2 separate regions of the Mus musculus genome follow, and region 2 is linked to region 1. Evidence: chromatin contacts called from ENCODE POLR2A ChIA-PET data. All regions are on one chromosome and are shown on one strand. The core of a region is the stretch at or near the end of the contact, and the rest is flanking DNA. Distances in the headings are between cores, read along the strand shown.

Evidence for each region. ChIA-PET counts read pairs that join two places held with the same protein, here RNA polymerase II (POLR2A).
Region 2: POLR2A ChIA-PET joins it to region 1 with 24 read pairs in Patski. The contact joins the enhancer-like site here to the promoter of Mlx in region 1. POLR2A ChIA-PET finds 5 or more read pairs at or near these places in 2 of 5 experiments (Patski and embryonic stem cell).

The regions. Positions count from the first base shown.
Region 1 is chr11:101,084,990-101,089,109 of GRCm38, forward strand. Mlx (MAX-like protein X) reads left to right here and starts at 2,301. Exons shown (of 8, transcript NM_001159385.1): 1 at 2,301-2,378; 2 at 2,765-2,801; 3 at 3,247-3,336; 4 at 3,609-3,715; 5 at 3,944-4,043. The coding sequence starts at 2,337. Coasy (Coenzyme A synthase) reads left to right here. Exons shown (of 10, transcript NM_001305982.1): 5 at 19-208; 6 at 293-357; 7 at 547-631; 8 at 801-898; 9 at 1,009-1,155; 10 at 1,259-1,630. The coding sequence ends at 1,321.
Region 2 is chr11:101,138,310-101,142,429 of GRCm38, forward strand. No RefSeq gene overlaps it. Among named protein-coding and RNA genes, the nearest start is that of Tubg2, 16 kb to the right of the region's middle. Within about 2 kb of position 2,250, at least 2 of the 3 ENCODE cell types and tissues checked have a DNase peak (open chromatin) inside an H3K27ac peak, as active enhancers do.

The sequences.
Region 1 (4,120 bases), core at 1,051-3,550:
CCTCTTACCTGTCTTTAGGAGAGGCCGGAGCTCCCGTCAGGTCTCTATGTGCTCGGGCTCACAGGCATCAGTGGCTCTGGGAAAAGCTCGGTAGCTCAGCGGCTGAAGAACTTGGGAGCATACATCATCGACAGCGACCATCTGGGCCATCGGGCCTATGCTCCTGGGGGTCCTGCCTACCAGCCTGTGGTGGAGGCCTTTGGAACAGGTACTAGCCAGAGAAGGCTGGAAGTGGCCTGAGGTGAGAAGATGGTGTGACCTCTTTGCTTAGCCTTCTTTCTTTGTCACCCAGATATTCTCCATAAAGATGGCACCATCAATAGGAAGGTCCTGGGCAGCCGGGTGTTTGGGAACAAGGTAAACACACACATCTTCAAGAGTTCTTGAGATCCATGGGCGGGAACCAGTGCACTCCCTAGTCTGGCACAGGAAGTCAGTCTCTGCTTATCTGCTCCCACCCCAACCCCCACCCCCCCACCCCCCACCTCACAGCTGTATTTCTCAGGAAAGTTAACCTCTGCCCACTCCCTCTGTCCCCCTCCCCAGAAGCAGATGAAGATCCTCACAGATATTGTGTGGCCAGTTATCGCAAAGCTGGCCCGGGAGGAGATGGATGTGGCTGTGGCTAAGGGTGAGTGGGAGGGATGACGGGAGCAGCCAAAGTGGGACAGTTAAGCCGCAACACCCTCTGGGATCTTCCTTGGCCCCAGGCAGACCATTCACCACCTAGGACAGCATTTGGTGCGCTGACAGGCAGCAAGCGCAAGGTGCTGCTGGCAGTGACTAGTATCTCCTCACAGGAAAAACTCTGTGTGTAATCGATGCTGCTATGCTGCTTGAAGCTGGCTGGCAGAGTATGGTACACGAGGTGTGGACCGTCGTCATCCCTGAGACTGAGGTATCTGGACCCCACTGCACCCCATCTGAGCCCACTGCAGACGGTCTCCTGCTCTGATCCAGTAGACTGGGCTAGGACCCTTCCTGACCCGTGTGTCATCCATTGCCCAGGCTGTTCGACGCATTGTTGAGAGGGATGGACTAAGTGAGGCAGCCGCTCAGAGCCGGCTGCAGAGCCAGATGAGCGGCCAGCAGCTGGTAGAGCAGAGCAACGTGGTTCTGAGCACCTTGTGGGAGTCACATGTCACACAGAGCCAGGTTGGTGCAAAGGGAAAGACTAGGTTAGGTTGTGGGGAGGGAAGGTTCAATGGTTAGCTTTTCTGACCTTGCCTTTTCTTGTATCATTCTGGCCTGGCCAAAGGTGGAAAAGGCGTGGAATCTTCTACAGAAGCGCCTCCCTAAGGCTTACCAGACCAGGAACTGACAGTGGATTTTCTATGGCGCCAAACTGGCCCTTGAAACTAACAAATCTAATGGTGAGGAGAAATGGGGGCCTTGATGTTTACCCTCTATCTGGCCTCAGGGGCTTTAAGCTAAGCTGTGCAGGACACAGAGAAGCTTGGAAGTCCGCCTAGCATGCTGGAATTTGTCCAGCAATGAGGACACAGCTAATGGGGAGCGATCCGCTCTGAGGTTCTGTCCGCTTTTTGGTGGTGGATGTGATGTCTACCTAGTGTTGATGGGTTTGGTGAAGTCTGGACCCAGTAACTGAATTAAAGATGTTTCCAAGTGCTGCTTGTGTGGTTTTCTGTTTCCTCTCCAGTGACTCTAGATACCTTTGGAACGTTAGACTCCAAATTCAGGGGCAAGGTCTGAGCTGGAAGTCAAGGAGTGCTGTAAAGTGTAACCTATCAGTGACTAGTTATGTGCTTTTGAGTATGTTATAGACTTTACTGTAAGCTTAACTTAAAAGGCATTTTTATAAGACTTAGCGTCCTGCACCTGCTGAGTGTTGGGAGACCGATGCTGGAGGTGGCTTTGTGCCCCCTTAGATCAGATCATGTGATGTAGGAGAAATTCTTGACCCAGCAGCAATTGCCAGGCGGACCAGCTGTGCGCGTGCGTACAAGGTGTCACACTGTTCAGACAGATGCTAGTACTCTCACTCGGGTTCTACCACTAAACTAATTACACTTCTAGCCCCTCTGACAATCTTTTTGGAGGTGCTCCATTGCACAGAAAATCGCCACCATTGAAGATTCTCATTCGGAGGCCAGTGGGGACCCTTAGGGGCTGACATTGCCTACATTAAAGCGAATTGGCCAGATTTAGCCTCCTCCAACATTCAGTTAAAAACTGGAGCGGCGCAAGCGCAGCGCTATCACACCGCTCACGACTACAATTGCGGATTGGTGGGTTGGATCACGTGACTGAGCCTCGCCTCTTCCTGGAGGTTGGGGGCCAGTCCGCTGGCTTGTTTCCGGTTCGGTAGGTTCACGATGACGGAGCCGGGCGCCTCTCCGGAGGACCCTTGGGTCAAGGCAAGCTTCGCGGACGCGCACGCCGGCGAGGGGAGGGCGGGTCGGGCTCGTGCACGTAGGGGGTCCGGAAGACGCGGGGCTCCCCAACTATCCCCAGAGTCTCCCCTGCTGTCCGGGGCCCGGGGCTGCAGAGAAGACAGCTCTCACCCGGCCTGTGCCAAGGTGGGGAGACAAACGGGCGTGTGTGCGGGAACGAGGGGGTCATAGCTGGGAGATGGGGCGGGGACGGTAGGAGCATACAGAGGGGGCGACGCCCCCCTAGGCCCAGCCAAGGCTTGGCTTAACCATTCAGTGGTCCCTGCACCTGTGGTATGAGCTTTCGCGGATTGCGCGTGCCTTCCTAGAGGCAGAGGTTTGACAGGCTTCTCCCTTGCTTGGTGCTGCAGGTCGAGTATGCCTACAGTGACAACAGCCTGGATCCTGGTGAGTGCCTTCTCCATTGTCTGCGGGTCAGGAATGACTCCTGGTTCGGCTCTGTAGATTCTTATGGTCTTGCCAGCCACACCTGAGCACAGTCCACTGTCACTGCGCCAAGGACTTGGCTTGAGAAGTGAGGGTGGAGCTGGAGAATAGGCAGGAAGCAACCATGGTCACACCTGGTTCCTCTGCATTAGAATGGGAAATGATGGAAACAGTGACAGCTGGTCATAGTCACTGCATCCAGATGCTCCTGTGTGAGCCAGAAATAAGTCCTCTGGGCAGTGTAGACCCTGGGACAGGAGCATTTCAGCATGAAATGGAAGGCCTGTGGTGACTGGCTTTGGAGTTGATGGCGAGAGGTCAGCATTTGAAGCCATTGTGCCCATAGGTGACTGAAGGCATGGCAGTGTTCCCCAATCCTTAGTGACTTGAGGCCTCTTTTTTCCAGGGCTTTTTGTAGAAAGCACCCACAAGGGGAGTGTAGTGTCCAGAGCTAATAGCATCGGCTCCACCAGTGCCTCTTCTGTCCCCAACACAGGTAGGCAGCAACATAGCCCGTCGCACACCTGGGGAGACTTAGCTCTTCCATCATTTTAGTATCTTTCCTAGATAGGGAGCTCCGCTCTCCATATGGGGGTGGCAGGAACAGTGCCAAGCCCGAGGCTCACTGTCTTTCACCTCATCAGAGATTAACTAGGTTCTTTCTATTCAACATCTCTGGGCACCAGGTCCTTCCAACTGGGGAAGGGTGGGCGAATTGGATTTAGTGTACTGTAAAGTGATCTCTCCTTCCTCCATCTCTGAGTTTAGATGATGAGGACAGTGATTATCAGCAGGAGTCCTACAAGGAGTCCTACAAAGACCGGAGGCGGCGTGCGCACACTCAGGCTGAACAGAAGAGAAGGGATGCTATTAAGGTGACTGGAAGCCTGTACCCAGGGCAGCAGGGAAGGACCCTGCCCTGACCCTTCAGCCCCAGATGTCTGCAGGGGTGGGGTGGGGTGGGGATGCTGGGCTGGTTCTATGCCTGCACCTCTTCCTTCCAGCCCTCTGTGCTTTGAGTCTGAGCATGGAACTGGTATCAAAAGTGTGCGCTAGCCTTTGCTGTTCCTGAGCTAAGGAACCCATTTCCCTGCTATTTCCAGAGAGGCTATGATGACCTTCAGACCATTGTCCCTACCTGCCAGCAGCAGGATTTCTCCATTGGCTCCCAAAAACTCAGCAAAGCCATCGTTCTACAGAAGAGTATGTCCAGGCAAGGGGTGGGGCAGGGGGGGTAGTAGTGTCTGTGAAGTGGCTAGGACCTGGTCGCACCCAGGTGT
Region 2 (4,120 bases), core at 1,000-3,499, 53 kb after region 1:
TTTCTCTGTACCCCAGTCACTTCCAAATAGGTTCTGGGGGAGGAAGCCTGCTGGATGAGGGAACACAAGATTAAAATCACTTTGGTTCCAACCCCTGAGAACAGCAGAAAACACCTCAAGCCACGTGTGTCTCCGGAGCCATGAACAGGGTCGGTATACAGCAGAAGGCAGCAGGATCCTGCATGTTGCTCTGTTTCCAGGGTCCCTTGGTTTATCCGCTCCTTATTATTAGAGCACAGGGTGACTCAACAAGGGATCAGTTCCAACCTGTTCGGTGTTGGTCCACCCTGGGAACTTCCTGGTTTACTTGCTTCTTGCTTCACCACCAAGGTGCAGATTAGAACAGCTCTCACCACTGGGGACTCGTCAGAGGTATCACACATCCACTGTGACAGTCTACGAGGCAGAGCTACCCAGCTCCAGGGTCAACAGCCAGAGTCTTATTCAGAGTAAGCAGGTATGGGAAGACACTAGGCAGGCAGACCACAGCTGCTGCTCTACATGAAACACTGGGTGTGGTGGGGGCACGAGACTGTAATCCCAGCACTTGGGAAGAGGGGCCTGGTGGATCGGGAGGAGGAGCCTGGTGGATCAGGGAGGAGCCTAGTGGATCAGGTTTGTGAACGACGACGTCAGATGTCGAGCCCCCTCACCTTTGTGCTTGCTGCCTTTAGCAGCCCATCCAGGACAAACTGCTTCTACCTCCGTGCTGTATGATATCATTTCCTGTGTGGACGCTGGGGGCAGGGCTGGGAAGGCCTAATTAATAAATGATCTCCAAGTCCGGTCCAGCTGTAGCATGCTGTCACTGCCCTTGCAATGAATCAACTGCAGGATGCAAGCTGGCTGCACCGGAGCGGACAGAATTCGTCCTCATTCTACACAAAAGCCAGACAGAGAAGGTCAGAGAGAGCAGCGTCCCCTTGAAAGCTACTTTTTAATTGCGTACAGCTAAAGAACATCAAGATTTTGAAAATTAAATGCAACCCAAGGAACAGTTAAAAAAAAAAGGGGGGGGGTTCTTTCTTTTTTTTTTTTTTTTTTTTTTTTTTTTTTTTTTTTTGAGACAGGGTTTCTCTGTGTAGTCCTGGCTGTCCTAGAACTTGCTCTGTAGACCAGGCTGGCCTCCAACTCAGAGATCTGCCTCTGCCTCTGTCTCCCACGTGCCAAAATCAAAGTTGTGTGCCACCTCATCCAACTGCAAAAACTGTTTTCCACAGTGGACCTAAATGAAGACTGGGGAGTTATCTATTATGGCTCTGCTAGGAGGTGAGAGTTGAAAAAGGGACAATAGAGATCTGAATAAAAACTGTCACAGAGTCACAAAAACTACACCATGAGGTTCTAATAAATAGCACAAAAATAGACACAGTGGAGTAAGGAGATGGCTCAGTTGGTAAGAACGCTTGCTCTGCAAGCAGGAGGTCCTGCGTTCAAATCCCCAGCACCCACATAAAAAGCTGGGCATAGCTGTGTATGTATCCCTGAAACACCAGCACTGGGTTACAGAGACAAGTGGATCCCAGGAGTTGACTGGCTAGCTAGTTTAGCAGAAAAGGCAAGCTGCCATGTTATTGAGAGTCCCTGTTTCCTTTTATTTTCATTTCGTTTATTTTCTTTCTTCCTTCCTTTCTTTTTCCCTTGGTTTTTTCAAGACAGAGTTTTTCTGTGTAGCTCTGACCGTTCTAGAACTCACTCTGTAGACCAGGCTGGCCTCGAATTCATAGAGATCCACCTACCTCTGGCTCCCCAATGCTGGGATTAAAGACATACACTGCCACTGCCCAGGGAAAGTCCCTGTTTCTTGAGCTGGGTGTGGCACAGGTCTTTAATCACAACACTTGGGATGCAGAAGCAGGTGGATCTCTGTGAATTTGTGGCCAGCCTGGTCTACAGAGTAAGTTCCGGCACTGCCAAAACGACACAAAGAAGCCTTGCCTCTAACAACAACGACGACATACTGTGGCAGAAGACTGCAGTGGCGGCCCTGGGATGAAGCAGTTTCAGGGATGCCCTCCTAGATGTTGCTGCTGCAGAAGACCATGGCTCACAGGGCGGCAGAGGACTGTGCCTCTCAGGTCTCAGGTGCTACAGACACCGGCAGGGCTCCTTAGACTGGACTGCTGGTTGCCACCCCTAGGATTGCCGCTGCCGCCGCCGCCGCCGCCGCCGCCGCCGCCGCCGCCGCCATCTGAGAAGCCCTTGGTCAAGCACAAAGCACCTGATTCTGGAGACTTGCCAGTGTTGGTGTTGCCTGCCTGAGACCACTCTTAGAACCACTGCTGCTCGGGAAAGATGCCAGACGGCTAGGGTGCAAACCTGGGTTTAGCTTCGCCTCTGTTACTAGCCGGTGCTATGACTCTATCGAGCAGGAATGCATTCAGCTGCAGTCAACAGAATGCCCAATTAACAGCAACTTAAGCAAACAGCACACTGTGGCTGTTTTTCTTACTTGCTAAATCCCGAGACAAGGCAGACCAAGGCTGGGGCCCCTCTTAGGAAGTCGGCAAGAACATTGCGATCTGCTAAAGTTCGGATCTTGAATATCCCCCCAAAGGCCCATAGGTTAAAAAGCTTGGTCCCCAGTGTGGCCCTGTTGGGAAATAAAAAAGTTATTCAGACAAGAGCCAGCAAATCTGGGAGATGCCTCAGTGGTCTGAGCAACTATCCTGAGCTTGGTGAGTTGAGTCCGGTCACTGGAACTCACAGGGGAAGGAGAGAATTGACTCCTGAAAGTTGTCCACTAACTTCCTTCCATGGCACAAGCCCACCTGCACTATAACACGCACTCATGCACATAGGCACCTGCGTGCGCGCACGCACACACACACACACACACACACACACACACACACACACACTAACAGCACGTTAAAGTAAAAGGAGGTAGGGATTGAGCCAGACTTGGTGATGTAGCCCTGACATTGCATTGCAGAGGTGAAGGCACGGGGATAAGTTCAAAGCTATTCTCAGCTATGTGGCAAGTTTGAGGGACAGCCTCTGCTATGTGAGATCCTGTCTGCGCCCCCCTCCCCAAACCCAAACAATAAAGGGGAGGGGATGAGCTCATTGTTTAGTAGATTGTTTGCCCTGGGTTTAATCCCTAGCACCAAATAAAAACTGTGTGTGGTACCCAGGGTTGAGGTAGTGGAAGTGGGAGGTCAGAAAGTCATTGTTATCCTCAACTACACAGCAAAATCCAGGCCAGCCTGGGGATACATGAGACCTAGTTTTTCAAAATAAGAGTCAGGGACTGGCAAGAGTTCCCAAACTTATGGAGGTGCATCCTTAAAGGGGACTGTGGGAACCTGGCCCTCCCCTCTTTGTTCCTTTGCCATATGGTAAATGGGTTTGTTCTACCACCATGAGATCCTGCCTCATGATATAGGTAGATAGATAGATAGATAGATAGATAGATATACTTTGCTTTGTTGAAAAAAAAATCTCCTTCTCTGAGGTCCATACTACATACTCTGCCACTTTCTGTTCCAGAACTTTCCAGTGATCGACTTCATATTTGTTTGTTTATTTTTCAAGGCAATCAACTTGAAGGGGCCTGAGTGAAATGCCAGAACCTTCTGGCAACAAGGGTTCCTGGGGAAGTGGGGTGTGTGCCTTATGTGTACTGGCCAGAACATTTCAGAGTGTATGCAATGAAGGAGGAGAGGTGAGATTCCTGTTCTCAGTACAGGCAGCCATGCGGCAGAGCTTTACGTGAGTGAGTGGGTGAAAGGACTCGCCCTTCAGACCAGAAGATAAAACAAGACAAGATTAGTACAATGAGGAGCGGTGAGCCTGCAGGGACAGAAGGACCTCCTGCCTAATGCCTTACATCCACACTCACCAGACTCCTCCCTCCACACACCTTCAGCCTGGTGACTCACTCATGCCTAGGGTAGCTCTCCTCAGAATGGCCTTTCGTGACCTTTCCACCTCCTGAGCCCCTCACTTCTCTGCTCACACTGTTGCAGATTCCCACGACTGGCCCCAGTGCTGCTCTGTAACTTTAAACTTTTAAATGTTATTTTACTTGTGTATCTAATATTTTTTAGGTTCTTGTTTATTTTATGTGTATGAGCGTCTCACTGTACGTATGAGTATATACCACCTGCATGCCTAG